3 separate regions of the Mus musculus genome follow, and regions 1 and 2 are each linked to region 3. A link is a loop called in an ENCODE intact Hi-C map of the cell type or tissue named here. Cell type or tissue: left cerebral cortex. All regions are shown on one strand. Region 1 has its middle 12 kb from the start of Gpr12. Region 2 holds the start of Gpr12 (G-protein coupled receptor 12). Region 3 has its middle 45 kb from the start of Gm34333.

Region 1 (8,000 bases), 72 kb before region 3:
GCTGGGCAGCAGCAAGGGTAGGGACACTCTGCTATAGGCCTCATAGGTTATTTGATGCCACCCTCAGCCTTTGGATTGGCAGATTTCATAACCTGCAGATCCCTTGAGAGTTGAAGGTTCTAGTGTCCCTGTCCTCGAGGTAGGAGAGCAGGTCATGACAGCAGAAGTTCCTGGAAAGAGTCTCAGAAGACACAGATTTGCCGGACATCAAACCCCTATGCACAGAGAAGTGTGACTTGAGTTGACGTTTGATCTTTTGATAAGTCCTCCTCCAACCCATCTAAGCCCTGCTTCTACCGAAATCAAATGATGCCCACATGAACTGTGGGGATGGTGACCTCCCTCCCAGAGTCACGGGCAGGCACCTGCTTCTGCTTGTGGGGGGCGTTAAACCTCATGGACTCACCCCAGTTCTGAATAAAAGAGAGACACAGTTAACTCCAGAAATACCTCTGTATTTCTGCCACACGTGTCCAGGTGCCGAAGGAATCCAGGAGAAGGTTACAGACAGTTTTGAGCTGTCCAGCGCGGATGCTGGAAACCAAACTCAGACTCTCAGGTAGAACAGCAAATATTCTAAACAGCTGAGCCCTTTCTCTCCAGACCCTCAAATAATTTATTTCAAATTAAAACAGAGAATTTTGCTTAACAGCTCCTGGAAATTAAAAAAGAGAAGCAGTCTGGGTGAGCGTGGTGGCACATGCCTTTAATCCCAGCGTTCAGGAAGCAGAGGCAGGGATCTAGAGTGGGCAGACACCCTGCTATAGGGCAGGTGTGGAGATCAGAGAAGAACTTGCAGGAGTCAGCTCTCTTCTTCCATCATGAGCGTTCCAGGGATCAAACTCAGACTGCCTGTCAGGTTTAGCAACAAGTACCCTGACCAGCTGAGAAATCTCACTGGCTGGAGGATGTTTTTTAATTATTCACTTTACATCCTGCTCACTGCTGCCCTCCTGGTCACCCCTTCCCACAATCCTTTTCCCTTCCCTTCTCCTCTGAGATGGTGGGGGCCCTCTGGGTCTCTGAGAGGCTAGGCACTTCCTCTCCCACTGAGGCCAGACAAGGCAGCCCAGATAGAACATATCCCACGTACAGGCAACAGCCTTTCAGATAGCTCCCTTTCCATTTGTTTGGGACCCACATGAAGACCAAGCGCACATCAGCTACATACGAGCAGGGACGGCTATGTCCGGTCTGTGTATGTTCTTCGGTTTGTGGTTCAGCCTCTGAGAGACCCAAGGGTGCAGGTTAGTTGGTTCTGTTGGTCTTCCTGTGAATTTTCTATCTGCTTAGGGGCTGCCTTCCTTCCTCTTATTCTTCCATTAGAGTTTCCAAACTCCATCCACTGTTTGGCTGTGGGTGCCTACATCTGTGTGACTTGGTTGGTGGCTGGAGCCTCTCAGAGGATAGCCATGCTAGACTCCTGCCTGCAAGCATAACAGAGAATCACTAAGTGTCAGGGATTAGGGCTTGTCCATGGGATGGGTCTCAAGTTGAGATGGTTAATGATTGGCCATTCCCTCCATCCCCCAATCCCTGCATTTCTTGTAGAAAGAATAAGTTTTGGGTGGAAAGTGGAAATATTCTTAAACCGAGATCAATTCTCAGAGGGGAAAATCAGAATTCATTTTCTGGAGTACAAGAAAATATTATTCATTTGCTGCTTCACCTGTGGCATGGGTCCCATAAATCTTTGCACAAATTTCCATTCATGTAAATTGATTTCTGGAGCTGGGGTTGCTGCTTGGAGCTAGAGGACCTATCTAGCTTGGCTCAAAATCCTCCTGGTTTAGGAAAGAAACAGGAAACTAAATCAACTAAGAAGGAACCTGTAAAATGCAAGTGTTTGAGCTGGTGAGTGGGGAAAGCAGCTTTCTGGAAACATGACGACCCTGTTATCTGAAGAGCTCAGGGGATGAAAGGAGACAGCCAGTTCCTAACCTTAACCAGTGTGCTGTGATGGGTGTGCGTGTACACACAGACACACACACACACACACACACACACACACACACACACACATACACAGACACACACACATGCACACACTCACACACACATACACAGAAACACACAAATGTAATAATACATAATACAAATCAAATAATAAATTAAAATATTTACAATTGCTTATACAAAACAATTCTAATCAGGTTCTTGTAACAATGTAACAAAAGTGCACACTGCCTTCTTAAGGCTTCTTCTTTATTTTTTTATTGTTTTCATTGTTTGCTTGTTTGTTTGTTTTTTTTGCCAAAGGCTTTCTCTTTGTAGCCTGAGCTGTCCTGGAACTCACTCTGTAGACCAGCTTGCCTTGAACTCACAAAGATCTGCCTATCTCTGCTTCTCAAACGCTGCAGTTAAAGGTGTGTGCCACCACCTTCTGGCAGTGTTCCCAGTTTTAATGATGCTTTCTTTCTGCTGTTAAACCAAAGGTCTGGTTTTTTGCCTTTTTCTTGTTTTGAGAGACTGAACCCAGCATCTTGCACATAATAGGAGAGTCCTTGCCCCAAACTCTTCCCACTTTTTCTTAGGCCCTCCTGGTCTGGGGCCACCTTAGCCACCAATCCCAGGATACAAATGGTTCTGGGCTAACAGCACTGCTTCTAATTCTAGCCTCCCACACATCCCTCCCTCCCTGTTCTACAGACTCCCTGTCATGTGACCCTCACGAGTCCTTGGCCACTGCTCTTTCCTGGAATCGGATACTAAATGAAAAGCTGCCTCTGACACCTGGCACAGGTTGGGGTTGAATCCACTTAGGGTCTCCATCAACACGTAATAGGCATGTTTGCAGTCAACATTGCCAGAAGCCTGCTTGGATTTAAAGAGCCACAATGAAGACTTTAAATCTGGGAATAGAGTTGTCTCAGAGGTTGATTGACAGGGGATAAGGGACCCTGGAGTCTCCCCAGGGAGCCAGCTTGAGCCCAGTCCAATTCTGCATCCAACATATCGGAATAAGCAGCTCTGGGCACAGCTTATGAGCACAAAGATGGATGCCTACCCTGAAGCAGGAACAAGTGGCCCTGGCCCTCAGCCCAGAATTATCACCAGGAATGGCTCCAGGAATGGTTGTGGCTCATTTTACTTTCTACAAATTAATTCGATTTAAAGGAAGACTGGGAGGCAAAAGCTATTATTTTTAAAGGGCTACGGTGAAACTTCCAGAGTTACAGTTATCCTCCAAAGTGACAATTGCTCCAGATTTGTCTATTGCATAGATTTGACATCTCTGAATGTTAAATTTTTCTTAAAACAGATGGAGTATCTAACTTCAAGCTGGTAGAGTGATAAGGGAGACCAACAGGCAGAAACCAGGCTTCCAAAAAATAATATTGCTGGGTTTACTGTAAAAAATAATCTCCTGGGGCTTAGAGAGATGGTTCAGATAATAACAACACTGGCTGTTCTTCTCAAGGAAGAGACTGTCCCCAGTACCCACATGGTGGCTCACAATCATCTGAAATTCCAGTTCCAGAAGATATGATGCCTCCTTCTGGCCTTTGTGGGCACTGCTTGCACATGGTACACAGATATACATTACAGATAAACCACTCAAATACATAAAACCATTTTTAAAAATCTCTTAGAGATGTCTCCATGAAATATTTCATAGCCGGGCGTGGTGGCACATGCCTTTAATCCCAGCACTTGGGAGGCAGAGGCAGGCGGATTTATGAGTTCGAGGTAGCCTGGTCTACAAAGTGAGTTCCAGGACAGCCAGGGCTATACAGAGAAACCCTGTTTCAAAAAACCGGAAAAAAAAAAAAAGAAATATTTCGTTTATACCTAGATATGTTCTTCCCAGTGCAGCAGCTTGCAGCCTGGTGTGGTTTTTAAACGTAAGTGGGTTAAAATTAAGTACAAATAAAGGTGACGTTCCTCAACTGTTCCAATTGGCCTTCAGATGCTCAGTAGCTACAGCAGTAAGGTGTACGCAGGCAAGTTTCATCAGAAAGCCCTTCTGTTTCCTAGGTGATCAATAAGCAGAAACTACAGCTGGCCAAGCTTTTTTTTTTTCATTTTAAGATTTTATTTATGTGCATTAGTGTTTTGCCTGCATGTATGTCTGTACAAGGGTGCCAGATCCCCTGGAACTGCAGTTACAGAAAATTGTGAGCTGCCATGTGGGTGCTGGGAACAGAACTCAGGACTTCTGGAAGGGCAGCCAGTGCTGTTAACTGCTGAGCCATCTCTCCAGCCCCTGATCAACTTTTCAATTGAGTCATCTCGTTTTGACCACTCTAGACTAAGCATTTTCTAGCTAAAGTTATAGATCCAAAATATTCACGAACATGTCATGAAAAAAATCACTAATTATTAAATGATCTCTTTTGAAAAATAAAACATAAAAATGCAAGTTTGGAAGAGCTGAGTGTGTGCTGCCTACATTCTGGAATCTGATACTATCCTTCTAATCATATTTCATTTTTTTCTTGCACGAAAAGTAATCTCTATTTTACACATCCTCAATAGTTTTTCATTACCAAAGGTAAGTGAGAGTACACACACATGTGCACACATGGATGCATGAACAAACATACATTCATAATACATATGAGGCATACATGTACATATGCATATGCAGACACACCCACATACACATATGCACATATATACACATACACAGAATCACGTGCATGCACACATGTTTACACATACATGCATATATATATATGCAGATATACATGTAACATGCCTATGCACAGACTTACTTATATACATATATACATATACACAGACACACAGACACACATGCATGCCCACACATATTCAAACACATGTGCACACACATAGACACACTTCATCTGTAGCCAATTGGGCTTCCTCCCGGCTCTCCTAACGTGAGCAGCTCAGATGTGCATTCTAAGATGTGAAGCCATCCCAGAGATGGGCTTGGAGCCCAGGACTTAAACCCACTGCTGTTGCTTTGCCTCCTGCCCAACTGGCATTTTCCTCTCTGAGCTGGCGAGTTCCGGTTTGCTAAACTGAGCATGACTTCATGAACCCATCTCAATCTTAGGTGAGACAAGACGTGATAAATGTTTGATGCGCACAGTACAGACAGGTGATAGGTCAGGTGGGTCCAGTATATCCACTCCCCCTTTTTAATCAGTCATATCCCTGTTCTAAGTCCAGAAGCACCTGAATTACACATTTCTGCTGGGATGTTGCTTTCCATGGTAAATGTGCAGTGATGTGCATTGCAACTGTCATTCCACCCCCCTCCCCGCAAGGCTTGTCAATTACTAATATTGCTCCCATTCATCCTTGAGTGAGATGCCCAGATCTCAGGGAATCATTTCAGCAACTCCAGGAGGTACGGATTGATATGCTCTCCCATCACAGATAAGGACCAAAGACAGATATAGAAGGACGAGGGGTCTCTCCAAAGGCAGCCCCAGCTCAAGGATAGCAGTACGGTCCCTGGATATGACTGAGTGTGAGCAGAAATCTACAAGCTGACAAAGGGAAGCGAAGCGGCCCGCGGTGTCTCAGATTCATTCTTAAGGAACTGAGAACTTAATCTTCCAAAATGTCAAAGAGACCATCTTATGCCCCACCTCCCACCCCAGCTCCTGCAACACAAATGCCCAGCACACCAGGGTTTGTGGGATACAATCCATACAGTCATCTCGCCTACAACAACTACAGGCTGGGAGGGAACCCGGGCACCAACAGCCGGGTCACGGCGTCCTCTGGCATTACGATTCCAAAGCCTCCAAAGCCACCAGATAAGCCGCTGATGCCCTACATGAGGTACAGCAGAAAGGTCTAGGACCAAGTAAAGGCTTCCAACCCTGACCTAAAGTTGTGGGAGATTGGCAAGATTATTGGTGGCATGTGGCGAGATCTCACTGATGAAGAGAAGCAAGAATACTTAAACGAATACGAAGCAGAAAAGATAGAGTACAATGAGTCTATGAAGGCCTACCATAATTCCCCTGTGTACCTTGCCTATATTAATGCAAAAAGTCGTGCGGAAGCTGCATTAGAGGAAGAAAGTCGACAGAGACAGTCTCGCATGGAGAAAGGAGAACCTTACATGAGCATTCAGCCTGCTGAGGATCCAGACGACTATGATAATGGCTTTTCAATGAAGCACACAGGCACTGCCCGTTTCCAGAGAAACCACCGTCTCATCAGTGAGATCCTCAGTGAGAGTGTGGTACCTGATGTGCGGTCGGTTGTCACAACAGCTAGAATGCAGGTCCTCAAGCGACAGGTTCAGTCTTTAATGGTTCATCAGCGGAAACTAGAAGCCGAGCTCCTTCAGATAGAGGAACGACACCAGGAAAAGAAGAGGAAATTCCTGGAAAGCACGGACTCCTTTAACAATGAACTTAAAAGGTTATGTGGTCTGAAGGTGGAAGTAGACATGGAGAAGATTGCAGCTGAGATCGCACAGGCGGAGGAACAGGCCCGCAAGAGGCAGGAGGAGAGGGAGAAGGAGGCAGCAGAGCAGGCTGAGCGCGGTCAGAGCAGCATCGCCCCTGAGGAAGAGCAAGTGGCGAACAAAGCCGAGGAGAAGAAGGATGAGGAGAGCATCCCGATGGAGACAGAGGAGACACACCTTGAAGACACAGCAGAGAGCCAGCAGAATGGTGAAGAAGGCACGTCTACTCCTGAGGACAAGGAGAGTGGGCAGGAGGGGGTTGACAGCATGGAGGTGGAAGGGACCAGTGACAGTAACACGGGCTCAGAGAGCAACAGCGCCACAGTGGAGGAGCCGCCCACAGACCCAGTGCCAGAAGACGAGAAGAAGGAGTAAATGTTGCCTTGTTTTATGTGACCTAAAACTTTTTTAAATGAAAAAAAAAAAAATTTTTTTTTTTTGGTTTAAAAAAAAAAAAAAGAAAGAAAGAAATCTACAAGCTGATAAAATCTACAAGCTGATATCATATCACATTCATTTCCAAGGGCTGCTTGGCACCGATGTGGCAGAATGACCGCAGAGGTTCCCTGGAGTACAGAGATGTTAATGTCACCAGCAACCTCATATGACACTGGAATTCAGTCCTTAAACTAGTGCACATCAGAAATGCATGGGGTGCTAACCATGGGTCATAGGGCTCCACCCTCTGAGTTTTAAGCAGTAAGTCTGGGGTCAGTCTGTAGTATCACTGGAGTATGTCCCAATAAAATGGTGATGGTGATGGTGATGGTGATGGTGATGGTGGTAGTGATTGTGGTGATGGTGGTGGTAGTCATGGGCCACCCTCAAAGAGCCACTGTTCAGCACAACACTAAGTAACTCATGGTTCTCTCTGGCCATGAAGTATTCTGTTAGTGAGTGATGCCAGGAAATGTTCAAAGGAAGAATAAATATTGGGAAAATAACCAGAAATGGATACAATTAAATAAAAAAATAAATGATTTAGGTAATTTGTGGGTGATTTTCCTTGAAGGAGAAAGCAATAATGTTCAACAACTATTTTTTCCAAAGATTTTTAATTATGTGTATGTGTGAGGTCTGTGTGGATATGTGCACATGAGTGCAGTGCCCACAGTGGCCAGAAGAGAGCACCCAATCGCAGGGAGCTGGAGTTTCAGGTGCTTGTGAGCCAACTGACATAGGCTCTGGGAAAGAACTCAGTTCCTCTGGAAGAGCAGTATATGTTTTTAACCACTAAGCTATTTCCCCAGCCAACCTCAACATTTCTTTTCAAGATAAAAATGTGACTATAGCCGGGCAGTGGTGGCACACGCCTTTAATCACAGCACTTGGGAGGCAGAGGCAGGCGGATTTCTGAGTTCGAGGCCAGCCTGGTCTACAAAGTGAGTTCCAGGACAACCAGGGCTATACAGAGAAACCCTGTCTCGAAAAACCAAAAAAAAAAAAAAAAAAAAAAAAAAAGTGACTATAACTCCTAGGATTAGGAAGCGTCTCTACCTCCAGACGCTAGGGCCAGACAAAACAGAATTCTAATGCAATGAGAAAAACCCAAGCTTGAAAATACTGCTACACGTTGAAGGAGAGTTCACAGTCTCAGTTT
Region 2 (8,000 bases), 59 kb before region 3:
TGTATTGAAGAAAAAATGACTCTTTTAATTCTGGGTTTAACATGGCAATATTGCAATTAGTGATCTGACTACCACAGGTAACCATGCATACCAAACTGTAACACAGAGAAACTGCAAAGTGATTCTTAAGAGCAGTCACTACTGCTGAAAGGAAAGAAAGGAGTTCGCGCCTCTGTTACTGGTCACTTATTACTGAATTCCTAGAAATAAACACAAGCCCTTCCAAATGTAATTATATAAACTATTTTGGTTATATGGCAAAGCTCCTATCCTGTTAGATACATACAGAATGGAAGATCTACCTTGATTAAAAAAAAAAAAGTATTTCCTTCAGAAAAAGTATTTCCTTCTCCAGTTTCCTTTAAAACTTTGATTTATTTTCAAGCCTAGGTTAAAAAATCCCGAGACTTTTGTATAATTTCATGGCCACATGAGGTCCCATTACACCCTCCAAACAAACAAACAAGCAAACAAACAAACAAATCCTAACTCCCAAACCAAACAACAGAATGCTGAGCCGAGAAGTCGAGTTTTGTTTTGTTTTTTTTTTAAAAAACACTGGTAAGATGATTTCCACTGTCAATACGTGTCTAAAAGATGTCATTGCTTCTGCTTGTGAGATCCAGTGCAAAGAATTTAAGGAAGGAAATCACTGGCCGCCCTGGGAGGTGGGAGCGCTTGGTAGAGGCAGCGTCCTATGAGGAGAAGGCTGCTACACATCGCTGGGAGACCGAGCTCTCTGAGACAGCGAGGAAGGGATGCACCCACAGCAAATGAGGCAGAGGGCTTTCTGGATCTCTTGGTTTCTGAAAGCGTAAATGACAGGGTTGATGATGGAATTGTAGGTGGCGGGCAGGAGGGTGGCATAGGTATAGATCGAAGGGTAGGTGTAATCGGCGATCAAGGAATAGAGGGTGAAAGGCATCCAGCAGGCAGCAAAGGTCCCTAGGATGAGAGCCAGGGTCGAGACCCCTTTCCGGGTAGTCACATAGTGCGATGTAGCCAGGAAGTGGTGCTGCAGGGCTATCTGATGGGCGTGCCTCATCACAATCTTACAAATCTGGATGTAGAGCTGAAGCATCAGAGCAAACATGAAGAGGAAGGAGATGGAGAGGATGGCAGCGTTGTTCTTAGTGAGAGGTCTGACCACGCTGCAGGTGGACTCGTCCCTCAAGCAGTTCCAGCCCATGACGGGCAGCAGCCCCAGGCAGATGGAGGTTCCCCAGAGCATCACTAGCATGACATAGGTAAAGGTGACGGTCCTCTCGGAGTGGTACGTCAGGGCGTAATATAGCGAGAGGTAGCGGTCCACAGTAATAGCCAGCAAACTGCAGACAGAGGCAGAGAAAGAGGCGACAATGAGTCCGATGGTGACCAGCTTGGTGGCTTCTGACTGAAGCAGGTACGCAAAAACAAAATTGATGATGAGTCCCAGGCCAGCCAGCAGGTCTGCAAGAGCCAGGCTGCCTATCAGTAGGAACATGGGGGCTCGCAGGCTGGGGCTGTGGAAGATGATAAGGACCACAACGGCATTTTCACAGCAGATGAGGGTTCCTGAGCTGCACAAGACAATGTCCCAGGGGTTGACAACGAGCTCGGGTTCTGACTCCGCAACAGAGCCCTGGGAGGGGACAGCGGCTGAGATGTTCTCTGGAGCACCGGCATCTATACAGTCCCGAGGCAGCCCGCTTAAATTGACCTTCGGGTCTTCGTTCATTTTAACCCCTGTCCTCTTCAACGGAAAGACAGGCTTTTTAATGTTTGGGTACAGTAGGGTGCCAATCCAAGATCATGCAAAACACACAGAGAAAGACAGACAACCCTGGGCTCAGCTATCAGTGTCAAAATGCCACGAGCTTCAGGAATTAAAAACAAAAGCTAAAGTCTGCAACCGAAATGCTGTTTGTCTCTGAGGGAAACACGGATCAGGACTCCCGAGGCGGCACATGCACACTCGCACACTTGCCAAAACGCTGAAAACCGACATTGGCTAATTGCATCTCCCATGCCGAAAACCAACAACTGTTTGACATCTGGGCTGCTGAGAGAGCACCGCCCAGCAGCCACAAGTCTGCAGGAGGGTGGAATATTTTAAGGGCCCCAAACTCCCACCCTTCCCAAACATACCTCACGCGCGAGCACACCCCCAAACACACCTCCAGACTCAAACAAAGGGGTGGGGTCCCAGTCTCTCCCATGTGCACCGCTCAGAGTGCAAGGGCTACAAAAAAGGTAGGTGTGTACCACAGAGGTGCCCAGACAGACAGAGAGAAAGATATGCATGCATTTGGCACCGCTCCCCTAGCAGCGGGGACGCGCAGCCTGCGGGGCAGGGGGTTACCGGGGGTCACCTTGGCACGCCCTGGCCGAGGGGTGGCTCCTTCAGTGCTGCCGAATAGCTCGGGCCACCCGCGTGGCACGTCCGTGGTGGCGCCCGCGGCAGGTGAGCTGCGGTGCTCGCGCCCGGCTCTCCGCCCTCCGCGCTCCCCGCCGGGCGCGCATCCGCGGGAACCCCACGAGGCTGCGCGCGCCCCCGCAGGTCGCAGCTGCGTGAGGGGCGGGAGCCCGCCACCGTGGACGCCCGCCTGCAACAGTCATGCGAAGACCCACTCGAACGGCCGGAGAGTCTGGCGACCTACTTTGATCCTGTGGCTTCCCCGAGGCGCCCTTGACCCTGGGGCTCGGCTTCTTATGCTTTCCCCTAAAGAATTGTAAACGGCCGGGTTTTCGGGATGAACAGGAGGAATGCGGGGTAAGCAGGTTAGGGCTGGCGGAGGAGACTTACAACAGCAAGCGACTCCCTCTCTTAGATTGCAGTTGGCCGGTCTGCAAATTATTGTTCCCTTGGGGACGTTCGCTTAACTGGATAGGAGCTGCTGCTACTTAGATCGCCCAGCTGCACTTATTAGGCACTCTCGGAGCCGTTCGCGAGTGGAAATCATTTAGGGCATTCTTGCAAAAGCTTCCTTCAGGCACTGGCCCAAACCCAATTCATTTAAGTACCCAAGTGACACTTATTAATTTATTGTTTCCTGTACCTCATCCGCGGAGTCTAGGGTTAAGATCCTGAAGGTTGCCTGCCGGAAAAGGACTAGCCTGTGTCTCTCATCCTGGAACCGGATCAGATCTTAAATTTAATCACGCTCTCCAGCCTAAAGGTGGGAGGAGAAAAGTCCTATTTCCGTGTGACCTCAATGTTGTGCAAGGCAAAGGATCCTGAGGACCCTTCATATGGGGTTATCATCAGATGCATCTGCCTCCCCTGTGTCTCACTGAAATTCCTACTCCAGCCTACCAGGCTCCAAGTCTTAGATCTCTTTTTACCCCATGTTCCCCCACCCCAGCCCCAGCCCCGCGCGCATCCATCAGCAGCTGTCTCTACCGTGTCATGCTCCTGGTACCAAAACCCTCCCTTCACCTCCCTGGTTACAACCTTCCTCTAGCCGCCCCTTCCCCCTTTCTCACTAAGGCAACACACTAAACCCGGTGTGACCTTGCCATAATGCAGCAGATCCGTTCCGCCCAACCTGAGCTCTCACACTGCTTCTGAACTCTCTCCCTGGACATTCTGCTTTGGGACACGTGGAGCTGTTGAGTTTTCTGCTGAGTCTTCTCATGTCCCCCAAAAGGCTCCAGGACTCTTTCTGAGTCCTGTATTCCCTGCGGCAACACTTCTGAAACTTGACTTAGAAACCAGCAGTTCTGGGGTTGGGGTCCCGGCGTCAGTCCCAAGATGCTGGTGATGCCGACCTGCGGGTCACACTTTAAGAAACGAGGTTCTATGGAGTTTAATAGTCGTGTGTATGGAAAGGAGACATCACTTGCGTCAAGGACCGTTTGAAAGCCTGCGTGAACAAATTCACGAAGACATTATCTTAGCACTCACAGACACACCCTGGACCAGTGGTAAGACAAAAATCAACATTATCCCAGGTAGCAGGTACTGCTGTGAAGGGATGCTCCTGTCTCTTTTCATTTCTTTGTAATAAGCGGAAGCATTTTTAGAACAGAGCAATGGGAAATGAGCAATGTGGGGCTGGAGAGGTGGCTCAGTGGTTACATGCTCTGACTGCTCTTGCAGTGGACCTGGGTTCAGTTCCAGGCGCGTATAAGGTGACTCACAACCATCTGCAACTCCAGTTCCAGGGAATACGACGCCCTCTTCTGGCCTCCTGGAGCATTACATGCACAAGGTACACACAATACAAGCAAACACTTAATATACATAAAATAAACAGGTTGTTTAAAAAAAAAGCGGTCAATGGTTTCATATACACAAAAGCAGTTTAACAAAAGACAGCTCAAACCAACTGGTTAAATTTTAGGAGCCTCTCATTGGTTGTACAGTTCTGGAAAAGCAAATTCACAGGACAAGCTGGATGCCCTTCAAGCCAATGGCAACAGCATGCACTTGGACCTTACTGGCTTAATTTACTCAGCCATGGAGTTTGTCCAAGTTTTCCCCAGAGCTAAGGGTGGAACCTGAATCCAGTCTTACATTGATGGTAGTGTGCCCTGCCCCTAAGCTGTTCCTTAAGCCTGGAGTTCACTCTCTGTGGCATGGTTGGGAAATAAGGAGAAAGAAGTGAGTGGGCAGGGCTGGGCGAAGGCAGCAGTGTGCTGAGACGTGTGTGGTCCTGTGTTGAAACCTGAAAGGAGTGGAAAGAAGGAATTACATAGGCGCACACCTAGCACTGAGACCGTTTGAGGTGCCTGAGCATGGACTCCAACATCTGGAACTATAACCCTAATTAAAGTCTTTCTTCTAGAAGTTGCTGTGGTCATGGTATTTTGTTACAACAATAGAAACCTCTTGAACCTCCAGCCTCCTGTATATAAGACAACTCAGTGACTCCAGGTGGCTGGCAGCAGCTGTACCCCAATTTGCCTATCCCCCTAAAAAACCTTTATCATTAAAAAAAACTTCCCAATTTTTAAAATACACACACACACACACACCCCAAAATTAACCAGCCCCAAAGTCATACACCATAGAGAACATCTATACAGTTATAATATGGAAGCTGTGGCATTTGGCATTCACATGTGAATATGTCTTATACACTTATCCATCACTAGACAAAAACTCCACACAGAATTAGAACTAGAAACATAATTTTCTTCACATCCCCTTTCATAACTTCTGTGCATTACCACTCAATCCTTCCTCTTCGCTTATATTTAACTTTTCTAAATTTGCATATATTTAATATATTTAAATATACTCTAAATATTATATGTACTACAGTTTAAGACAAAGAAAAGAGGACTTCTTGCTCCTTGAATGACTGTTGTAACTTAACTTTATTTCAAATTCCGTATTTATTGGTGTGCTTAAGACTTTTGTTACCACAAAGCAGAAATCTAGTTCAAACTAGATTAATGCCTTTTACTGTCTGGCTGAGACAGATCTAGACTAACCCATGGGAAAGAAGTAAAAGCTGCAAGAAGCATTTGCCAGGCAATGGGCAGTTAGTTCCTACCTGATTTATCTCTGCTTGTCTTTGCTTCTCTGCTTGCCAGCATCTCATTTTTTTCCTCCTCAGGATGGTTCTTCCTTGTATTGGAGTCAAGTTGCTCTAGGCAGCCATGAGTTTGCACCTTACCCTGAAGCCATCTTCCTAGCCTGAAGAGAAGAATTCCATGAGTGAATCATTGTGTCTGTGTGTGTGTGTGTGTGTGTGTGTGCGTGTGTGTTGCCCAGGTCCACATGTATAGAGTCCTGAGATGAATGTCTGCTATAGTTAGAATCATGGACATTCCTCCAAGGATAAATGTGTTAAGCTGTGAAGGATGGGGTGTACTGATATTCCAGCACCCAGGAAATGTTGGCAGGAGGATCAGGGGTTCAAGATCACCATCAGTTAAGGTTTCTATTACTGCAACAAAATACCGTGACCACAGCCACTTAGAAAGGAATGCATTTAATTAGGGGTACAGTTCCAGATGCTTAGAGACCAGGATGGCAGAGCAAAGGCAGGGCAGCAGGGACAGCTCACAAATCTCAAAAAAAAAAAAAAAAAAAAACCAGCTAGTTGGAGGCAGAGAGCACAGGGCTGGTGAGGGTCATTTGAAACCTCAAAGCCCACATCTAGTGTCATACTTCTCCAACAAGTCCACACCTCCAAATCCTTCCCAGACAGTTCCAACCAACAGGATGGGGAGGGGACCAAGTATGCAAGCATCTGAACTTATTATGGGGGCCATCCTCCTTCAAACCACCATACTTAAGAGCTATGGAGAGAGAGACAGAGACAGAGATATATATAGAGAGAGACCGAGAGACAGAGACAGAGAGAAGGCTTGGTTCTGATGGTGACACTTGGGAGGGGGTGTAGCCTGCAGGAGGGAGGGCCTTGTGGGAGATGCTCAGCCATTAGGGTCCTTCATCTGTCATTGTTCTGCCTCACACATCCACCTTAATGTGCTAACCCCACCTCGGGCTCAAATCAATGGAGCCAAGTAAACATGTGCTGAGCTTCCAAAACTGCAACCCCAAGTACATCTTCTTTCTTGGTAACTTGATTATCTCAGGTATCTTGTTATAAGGATAAAAGGGCAACTAATATGAAGTTATATTCAAGCTTCCCCAAACAGGAACTTTCCCAGAGAAGGACGGAGGTTGGAAAGTATAGGTGCCTTCTATAACTTGAGATGGATGGGCAGATTTGGGAGTCTAGCACAGCCTTCAGTAATAAGGGTCATGAAAGAGCTGTCTACAAAGCCGTCTTCTTCATTTACTCTCCACACATTGTGAGACACAGTCGATGGCACCTTCTGTGTGTGACACTTATCGCCTCTGCGTTACCTAGCTTTTTGACCATTTGCTTTATAACACTGGCAAGTTTAAGAACGTCCAGTCTGGTTACAGGCTACCCCCCAAATTCCTGTGTCACGTGACGATGGTCCTATCCCCACTTTAACCAGTGTGATATTGAATCTTACATCATGAATCAATCAGGAGCCCTCCTGTGAGGCCTGGTACCTACAACAAGGAGTTAAAAGTCTTTGCAGCATGGGCTGACGCTGCTTCCACTGCTGAGTGGGCTTAAGACACTGAACGTGTCTGCCATCGCTCTCTTTCCTTGTGACCCGAGTTTAATAACACTCTGTGGTTTGAGGGAGGCGGTTACTGTGAGTGCTTCCTTCTGGAATTGGTACGTTTGTGTTGGCTGTCTTTCTTCTGCCATCGGGGCAGCTTGACTGAAGGAAACGAAGTCTCCCCTGGATGCTGTGATGCTTGGCTTATGTTGGGGACTGCAGAAGCCAATGTTACTCCATCCATTCCAGCCAAAGCGTGAGGTAGCATGTCCTGTGACACTTCCCATCCTGGTTTGAAGTGCTGGTGGATGAAGCAGGAAGAGAGAGGTGAGGTAGCAAAGCCCTCTATTCAATTCCTCCAGCAATGCAAAGTGCAGCCAGGAAGAGCTCCAGCTGTGCTCTTGCCAGTGGTGAAGGGAGGGGGCCAAGGACCATGGTTTTGTGTCTGGGTGATGCTACCTGGGCAGCTCAAGGTTGGGAGATTGGTCTGTGCCTTGTGTGGCAAGAGGGATGGCCCAGTTTAATACTGGATGATTTCACATGTGTGTCCCCTACCCACGTATGAGGTTTACACATACCTGAGTGTACTCTGATCGTGTAACATCACCATACCAAGAAAGGTGGGGTTCACACTCTGCTACAGTTTACTCTCCATAACAGTAATAGCCCAGAAAAGGAGATACTGTTGTGGATTCCCCAAAATGCCCTTTTGCTGAATATCTTCATTTAAGCCAGCCCGTGTCTAGAGGTATCTACGGTCACTTCACACTGAAAACGAATTTTAAAATATACTTATTTTATTTACACTCATGTCTTGCCTGTATGTATGTCTGTACACCGTGTGATACATGCCTGATGCCCGCAGAAGATGCCACCAAGAAGAGAACACCAGAGCCCACTTGGAACAGGGTTTATAGGCGGCTTGTGAGCTGCCATGTGGGTTCTGAGACCCAAAGCCT
Region 3 (8,000 bases):
TAGCCTAGTACTGTCATAGCTGTGTTCTGAGGAACTGTGTATCAAGCATAAAACCCAGGGCCTGACACGTGTACTTTGAGTACAACTCAAAGGTCCTCGGGATCCCGATGCCAGAGCGTGTCTCCTCCACATCTGCTCTGGGACCTTGCTGAGTAAGCAGACCTTCCTCAGTCTGTGAAGAAGACTTGCCCAGGTAATTCCCAGATGACAGTTTCCCCCCAGGCAGCCTGTCGGGAAGACAGCTGCCAGGCTCAGGTTCTGCCTGCTGGGCGTTTAATCTGAGACACAGGATGGTCCTGGCATCCTTCACAGCTGCCCTTGCTTACTGCAGTGTGCTGCGTGGTTTACATCCTTGCCTCTGCCTGCGTCCAGCAGAACTCCTGACGCTTTTGTCTGGCACGTGACTTCCCACTTCTTGTCTCTGCTCTCCTTGGCTTCTCAGCAACCATGAGCTTCCAGATTATCCACCGGCATTTCCTGTTCACACTGCGTCCCTGCTCCCACCCGGCTACATCTTCTTAGGAGTTGCCCACCCATGGGGCAACTTCACATCGTCATGCCCAATTCGTGTCCTGAGCCTCAGTTCAAATCACTGAAAATATTTTTCACTCACCTTTTGGGGGGTTCTGGTTCCTTAATAACAGCATCTCCGCATTGTGTGATTGATCAAGACAGGCCTGTATACAATCCTCTTTGTATTCTCAGCATCCCAAGGACCCAGTCAACCACACCTACACCACAGGCAAGATTTCTGAAGGGAAGCGCTCCTCCTCTTCACTCACATCCCAGGGTTGCTTTGGCCTGCTGCCTGCCTCTCGGCCACTATTCAGGCTGTCTGCAAAATGCTGAGCACAGGAGCCAAAGCTCCTGGGCTGAGCATACAGCCAAGGCGAGCCCAGTGACAGGCACAGGATGCTGCCAATGAATATTGATCAAGTAAATGGCTTATATTTTTGCTGCACGTAACTGTAGAGTTTATCCGGCCTACCAGGCTTTTGTTCAGAGCAAAAGACAAATTTCCAACATTTTCTCTGAGAAGTTGGCTTTAGATGGTGACAAAAGTCTTGAGCTGGGACAAGGAACTGGATTTGGATCCTGCCTTTGTCACATATAAGTTGTGTCACTATGGATACACTCCTTATTATGCTGAGGTTTTGGTTTTCTTCATGTTTTTCTTAATATGTATATGAGTGTTCTGCCCGAGTATATATGAGCACCAAATGCATGTCTGGTGCCCACCAGGGTCAGAAAAAAGTATTAGATCCCCCTGGAACTGGATTTATAGATGATTGTGATCCACTGTGTGTGTAGGTGGTGGCAATCAAACCCGGGTCCTCTGCAAGAGCAGCCAGTGCTCTAACCACTGAGACATCTGTCCAGCCCCCAGTTTTGGTTTCATTTTCAAATAAGAATGCTGGGTCAGACACTATTTTAAGTGTCTCCGACTAGTCAGTGCTAGAATTCTAAGGATGTTGGCAGGAAGGGCTTGTGGTTTCCCGGTTTCCCTAGCGCCTGTCCTACTTCTCATCCGTATAAAGTGAGTGAATTTCACTCCCTACTGAATGTCAACCATCAGTCAACTTTCCATGAGCAGGAGGGGTCAGCTGATGGCAAGAGCTTTGCTAGTCTGAGGCAGGGGTCCTACTTCCTAAGATGAAACACTTGCAGGCTCAGCATGGTCCAGACCGACTTTCGTGGAAGAGATATCTTCAGTTGAAGGCAATCTTCACTCAGCAGTACCTCCCCACTCCCTGTGCATCCTGAACTGATTTCCACAGGTCTGCAGCAAGCGAGGGGCCAAAGAGAAGTGGCCACCATCCACCTGCACAGCATGACGATAAAGCCCCACCATCAGACCCTACCGTGTCTCATTCTGGGTTACAGGCTCCTTGAGAGCAGGGACTTTGGTTCAAATGAGCTCTGTGCATATGGAAGGGATCCGTTAGTAAATATATTCACCCAGCTCCCCAAGCCTGGCTTGGGCTATCCAATGTGCTATAGAATCTGTGGTCTCACTTTCTGCAAGGGACAGCTCTACACTCCAGACTCCTCCAACCGATGATACCTGACTACTGATAGGAACATAGAGTTGGGGACAAGTTTCATGTGTGTGCCACTATGGGAGGATCATCAGGGTGTGGAGTTGTGGCCACAACAAGGCAAGGATCAGGAAGGCCATCTAGGAAAACTAGCAAGCATAAAGTCATTTAATCTACAAAACCTTATTTGGTAAAGACCAATAATGTCTTCTCTCTGCTTTCTACTTGCTAAGGTTTCTCCCAGCCCACATAGCGGCTACTTGAATTAGCTTTATGGATCCAGGCTGTATAAATCCATCCCTATCAGCCCTTTGAAGTGGACCTAGCATGGCTTGCAAACTGAAAGTTTAATGTTATTCCATTTTAATTTAAAGATTTTTTATATTATATATGTATGAGGGTTTACCTGCATGTATGTGTGTGCCTGGTGCCCTCAGAGGGCAGAAGAGGACATCAGGTCCCCTTGGAGTCACAGATGATTGTGAGCCACCATGTGGGTGCTGGGAATCAAACCTGCAAGAGCAGCCAGTGCTTTTAACTGCTGAGCCATCTCTCCAGCCCAATTTGTTAAATTGAATTAGAGGCCACATTTGACACACTAAAACTCTGACTGAAATTTCTCTATTCTTACTACCTCCCCATGCCCTGAGGTCATTTAAAACTATCCTGTGTACCAAAGAAATGTTCAAATGTCACTGTTCTGTTAGCTCACCTCAAGCTAGAGATATATTCATTCCTAAACTCATGTTCTCCTCATCCTTTCCCAAGCCTATAGCTGGGGCTGGAGAGATGGCTCAATGGTTAAGAGCACTGACTGCTCTTCCAAAGGTCCTGAGTTCAATTCCCAGCAACCACATGGTGGCTCACAACCCTCTGTAATGGGATCCGATTCCCTCTTCTGGTGTGTGTGAAGACAGCCACAGTGTACTCATATAAATAAAAATAAATTTTAAAAAAAGCCTATGTCCACACATGCTCTCCTTTGGAAACTTCTTTTCCTTACACCCCATATACTTCACTCTAAGTGAGCCAGGCCCTCGCATCACTGTAAATGCTGCTGCTGTTGCTGCTGCTGCTGCTGCTGTTTCTGATACCTGCACGCACTGTCTTCCAAGTGCCTTCAAGGTTCCAGGTTCCACACCCCTTATTCTATGATGTTTTCTTCCATACCAGCTACTACTCAAGACTAATTCTGTGTTCTTCTCTCCTAAGACTCCCACCAGTGTCCTATATATACACCACAGCTCTCTATAGAGTAGCCTGTGCCACTCTCTGCTGTGAGTCCCACTGAAGATGAGGTCTGGTTGCTATTTGAGCATCTCACACTGCCCTACACATAGTAATGTGGGCTGAATTTGAGCAAGACACAGCTATTAGCAAGCGCTGGTGCTGTCCGCGGTCCTGAAATAGCGCTCTAGGGCTGAGCACAGACTACAGACTACCCTGAATCCAAACCCTCTAGCAGAGGAGAAACCAGGTTATGAGGTGTGATGTGGTGAAAGAGGAAAACATCTGATGTGAGAACATTGGAGCATATCAGCATGGGGGACCAGAGAGACAGAGGGTGAAGGAGAAGGAAGGAGGAGACACTCCCTAGAATAAATTTTGGGGTCCTAGCTAACCAACAGAACCTGACAAAGATGGGACCCTCCATGGGGAGGAATGAGCAGGAGTGTCAACTTGAACAAGCACATTTGCACCGTTTGCAGTGCATCTGGGCAGCATGTGTGGTGGATGTGACAGGCACAGGTAGTCTCCGGGTTGATACTACGTCTTGGGTGGCTTTTTTTGTTGTTGTTTTGTTTTATTGTTTTTTGTTTTATTTTTTGTCTTCTCTGTCTTAGAACTATCAGCTTGCATGCCACCCATAACAAATTGGATTTTACCTCTCTTATGTTTCATAAGCTGGGTTGCTGGGTTCCTGTGGTAGCATGTTGGGTTTCTCTTGCCATTTTACCACATCAATTTTAAATAACTCAATGAAAATTTAGTCACTCTTATCTCTGGGATACTAAATTTCTCTTCAGAAACTTTCTCCCCACTAACTCTTTGCTTTCAGTTAGTTGAGGGGTTTCCCTTCTCTCTCTCTCTCTCTCTCTCTCTCTCTCTCTCTCTCTCTCTCTCTCCTCCCCTCCTCCTCCTGTCCTCCCCCTCCTCCTCCTCCTCCCCCTCCTGCCCTCCTCTTCCTCCTGCCCTCCTCCTCCTGTCCTCCTCCTCCTCTTTCTCCCCTTCTCCTCCTCTTCTTCCTCCTCTCCTCCTCCTCTTCCTGTCCTCCTCCTCCTGTCCTCCTCCTCCTCCTCCTCTTCCTCCTCTTCCTCCTGGGTTGGCCTCAAACTTTCAAGGTAGCAGAGGATGACCATGACCATCTGCCCTCCTGCCTCCACCTCCTGGGTGCTAGGTCCACAAGAATACGCTCCCAGCAAGCTGAGGGACTTGATCCCATTCTCATTTTCCCAAGAAGTTAAGTCGATACGAAAAGAAGCAGGATGTGACAGTGTGTGCCTGAAATTCTCCCAGCACTTGGGAGGTGGGGTTAAGAGAATAGAGTTCAAGGCCAAGGAAGATCTTCCTCCTATCTATGGAGGGCAAAAGAAAAGAGACTAAAGCTAGGCTGACCTGCGCCCCCTCCCCCCCTTCTTTCCCCTGCACACCCATTAAAACCACTTCCACCTCTGTTGTGAACACCATCTGCTCTCACTGGTTCAAGGCTTTTGCTCCGTCAACTCCGTTCTGTCTGCATTGAGGTTTTTCCTAGCTCTGGATCATTCCCCACCTCATAAATGTTCTAGCGTCTCTCGTCCTTTAGAAGCCCTCCCTAAGCCAATGCTGTCCTGGATCAGCCAGCTTGCCATTGGTATAATACACTCCTGAGGGTTGTCCTGATCCACTGTTTTAGGCTCTAGTCCTTGATCTGGAGGGGAGGCAAGATGGTGGAACTACTCACTTTCTGCCCAATAAAAAAGAGAGAAAGCGAAAGGGGGTGGAGCCTCACAATCTGCTCACTAGGCCCCACCCCTTAAAGGTTCTACCATCTTCCAACTGTATCTAACATCTGGACCTTTAACATCTGGATCTTCAGGTACATTTGCCCCAAACTCTATCCACCCCATCCTTCAGTTCTGATTTAGAGTGTTTCTTTCCTCTTTACTTTACCCCACCTTTCCTTTCAGGCTTTGGCCCACTCCTCACTTCATGTAAAGTCCCTGTGGATGGCCACCACATCTGAAGCTAACGACCTATTCTTGTCCCTTCTCCTTCCTTTACCTAGTCCCACCACTGATGCGAGTGTTCCTTCCCTGCCTCCATGAACAGCAACCCCACTCCTTTTGTTTATTCTTTTTCTGGTTTCTCTTGTACCTCAATAGCTATACTTTCTTCATTTTCTCTACTTGTGATGGTTTGTATATGCTTGGCCTAGGGAGTGGCACTGTTGAGAAGTGTGGCCTTGTTGGAGTAGGTGTGTCACTGTGGATGTGGGATTTAAGACCCTCATCCTAACTGTCTGGGAGTCAGTATTCTGCTGGCAGTCTTCACATGAAGGTGTAGAACTCTCAGCTCCTCCTGCACCATGCCTGCCTGGATGCTGCCGTGTTCCCACTTTGATAATAATGGACTGAATCTCTGAGCCTGCAAGCCAGCCCCAATTAAATGCTGTTTTTATAAGACTTGCCTTGTTCATGGTGTCTGTTCACAGCAGTAAAACCCTAACTAAGACACTACTGAATGCTCCTCTTCTCCCAACAGGGACAAGACCAACACACAAGTTCTCTGCCTGCTACTCTCTGTAGTCAGAGCAGGTGCTGCCAGCCTGCCTGCTCTGTGCTCTGAACTGTTAGCATTTGCATTAGACCCTGGTGCCCGGTATCAGGTCTCTCCTTCTTTTGAATAGATTATCCCATCTGCTTCAATGAGAAGGACTTCAAAGGTGGCATCCTTGGCTCTCTCCTAAATCCCCCAGTATCTGCACTCGGGCTATGCCAGAGGAAACCAAGATTGGCAGGGATTAGGCAAACAGAGCAGAGGTGGGGGAAGGTCCAGTATCCAGGAGAGTATCCAAGAATGTCAATTCCCATGGCTGAAAAACAGCAAATGCAGAGGAAAAGAAGTTCTAGAAAAAGAAGAAATTTTGCAAATAAAATTTTCAAAGCAAACCATGGCATTTTATAGATCTTAATTTGCTTAAGGTTGTCATTATATATCTCAATATCTCTATATCTATATCATTATATATGTATATATAATTTTCTATTTTGAAATAAAGATTACTAACAACAACAACAAAAAAAAGAATGCCAATTTCTTTGTATCTAAATTTTTTTATACCCAAAAATAAAATTCTATTCAGTCCTGGCTCTTTTTTTTTTTTTTTTTTTTTCTGGCTTTGTGGAATAAACCAGCAGCCACCTGGTGGGGAAGTTCTATGCCTGAGCTTTAGAGAGCGCTAAAGCCTGGTAATAAGAACATTTAATAATTAACCTCTGCTCTAGACCCAGAGGATCCCGGGCAGCGGAGCTCGATTCCTGCAACTCCTATTTTCTTTTGCCCTGTGTCATCTGCGGTTGCCCTTGAGTGCAGGGACATTTTTAACGGGAGAATTTGGGTTTCTTATTTCAAACTTACCATGGAAACCTCCCCTCCCCTCCCCCACCCCCACCCCCACCCCGTGAACACCGTGCATACCGTATCTCATCTTCCATGGCTCTGTTTGCTTAATTATTGTTTTCCCCCCTCGTAATTGCTATCAGCAATCCAGCTGTAATGCACTTGCTAATGAGCACAGCTTTGGAGCTCCACGTAAAGATCCAGCAGAGGTATTCTTTCACCATGGCCTCAGAGTGTGGCCATGGAGAGGCTGAAACAAGAGGCATACAGACATATGTGCACAGACATATGTGTCCACAGTGCATTCACACCCATAAAATTAAATAAACTCTTAGCACACTGTAGGTGTTTTCACATTGGTAAACTGATGGATCCCTATGATGAATAGCTTACAAGATACTGATTTGGGGGAAATTTGGAAAAAAATAGACATCATCACGTTTTGACATAATTAAGTATGCTCATTTGCATAAGTTACTAAGCACCTCTCCAATGACCTACCTCTAAGTACATGGAATAAACTAGCATGTAGCAAATAAACTCTGCACATCAGCCATGGTTACTGCATGAGGTGAGGCAGTGACATTCCTTAACAAAGGAGGTGTGTCGCTGATGGAATTGTGACAGGATGAGCAGTATGTGGCCAGCAGTAAGAATTATCCCGGTGTGAGTGTCCTAGTCCCTGGGGCCATTTGATAGCCTTAAGGATGGGGTCCTTCCAAAGTAGAGACTTTTCTTCTATTGCACCATTCTGGGGAGAGGATAAAACTTAACTGAGGGATGGTTTGAAGTGTGACTCACAATGACTTCATTTGCACAGAATAAGGGCACAGGATTCTCCTCTCCCAGGGGACACACTGTGTGACATTTGTCATGGCTGATTCATCACTGTAGAACAAAGGGGGAAAGATGGATGGGTGGCAAAAAGTACCCCTTTTAGCTTTTTCTTTTCTTCCCTTGGTTTTGGAGTATGCTGGAGCCATGTGAGCACAGAATTCTGAGAACATCGTGCAGAGCCAAGTCCTGATGGAGGGAGATTTGCCTTTGTGTAGAGGCAAAGCTGAGCTCAGGGGCCACACGGCACCCATTTATGTAACTGGAGGTTCGTTCTCCACTCGACTATGCCCAGCTGGGACAGCCCATGGATAGGGCTCTCTGGGTCTTTTGCTGACCTTTTGACATCCCAGGAAAGGCCATTCTTTGCTTCCCTAAGTTCTGGACTGTGACATCAGCCTGAGGAAACCCTCTTCTCCTCCCGACTCTCCACAGCACAGCTGCCTCACCCCAGTTACAGAAGCGAGGATGGTGTGTTTGCCTGGGCTTGTCAGCGCAGAATTCTGACAGCTATGGATTTCTTTA

Evidence for each region. Peaks named below come from ENCODE experiments on the same cell type or tissue, not always from the same donor. Only the 100,000 strongest peaks of a DNase experiment are listed, where the experiment ranks them.
Region 1: it touches region 3 in a loop (2.9-fold over the local background); 5 of 42 quality-filtered maps call a loop at or near these places.
Region 2: it touches region 3 in a loop (3-fold over the local background); 5 of 42 quality-filtered maps call a loop at or near these places.

The regions. Positions count from the first base shown.
Region 1 is chr5:146,569,349-146,577,348 of GRCm38, forward strand. It overlaps the pseudogene Gm8494. Among named protein-coding and RNA genes, the nearest start is that of Gpr12, 12 kb to the right of the region's middle. In left cerebral cortex, CTCF peaks have their summits at 3,534 (motif pointing left) and 7,488 (motif pointing right); DNase peaks (open chromatin) are centred at 2,681, 3,047 and 4,904; H3K27ac peaks cover 432 bases.
Region 2 is chr5:146,582,394-146,590,393 of GRCm38, forward strand. It overlaps Gpr12 (G-protein coupled receptor 12), which reads right to left and starts at 2,846. Exons shown (of 2, transcript NM_001359056.1): 1 at 2,352-2,846; 2 at 1-1,732. The coding sequence starts at 1,717. The coding sequence ends at 713. It overlaps Gm34333 (a long non-coding RNA gene), which reads right to left. Exons shown (of 4, transcript XR_377206.1): 2 at 6,990-7,342; 3 at 5,484-5,626; 4 at 4,223-4,649. In left cerebral cortex, a CTCF peak has its summit at 4,170 (motif pointing left); DNase peaks (open chromatin) are centred at 1,073, 1,367, 2,225, 2,469 and 2 more places; H3K4me3 peaks cover 3,234 bases; H3K27ac peaks cover 2,498 bases.
Region 3 is chr5:146,641,321-146,649,320 of GRCm38, forward strand. No RefSeq gene overlaps it. Among named protein-coding and RNA genes, the nearest start is that of Gm34333, 45 kb to the left of the region's middle. In left cerebral cortex, no CTCF peak of the experiment used is centred here; DNase peaks (open chromatin) are centred at 403, 821, 1,414, 3,360 and 1 more place; H3K27ac peaks cover 1,226 bases.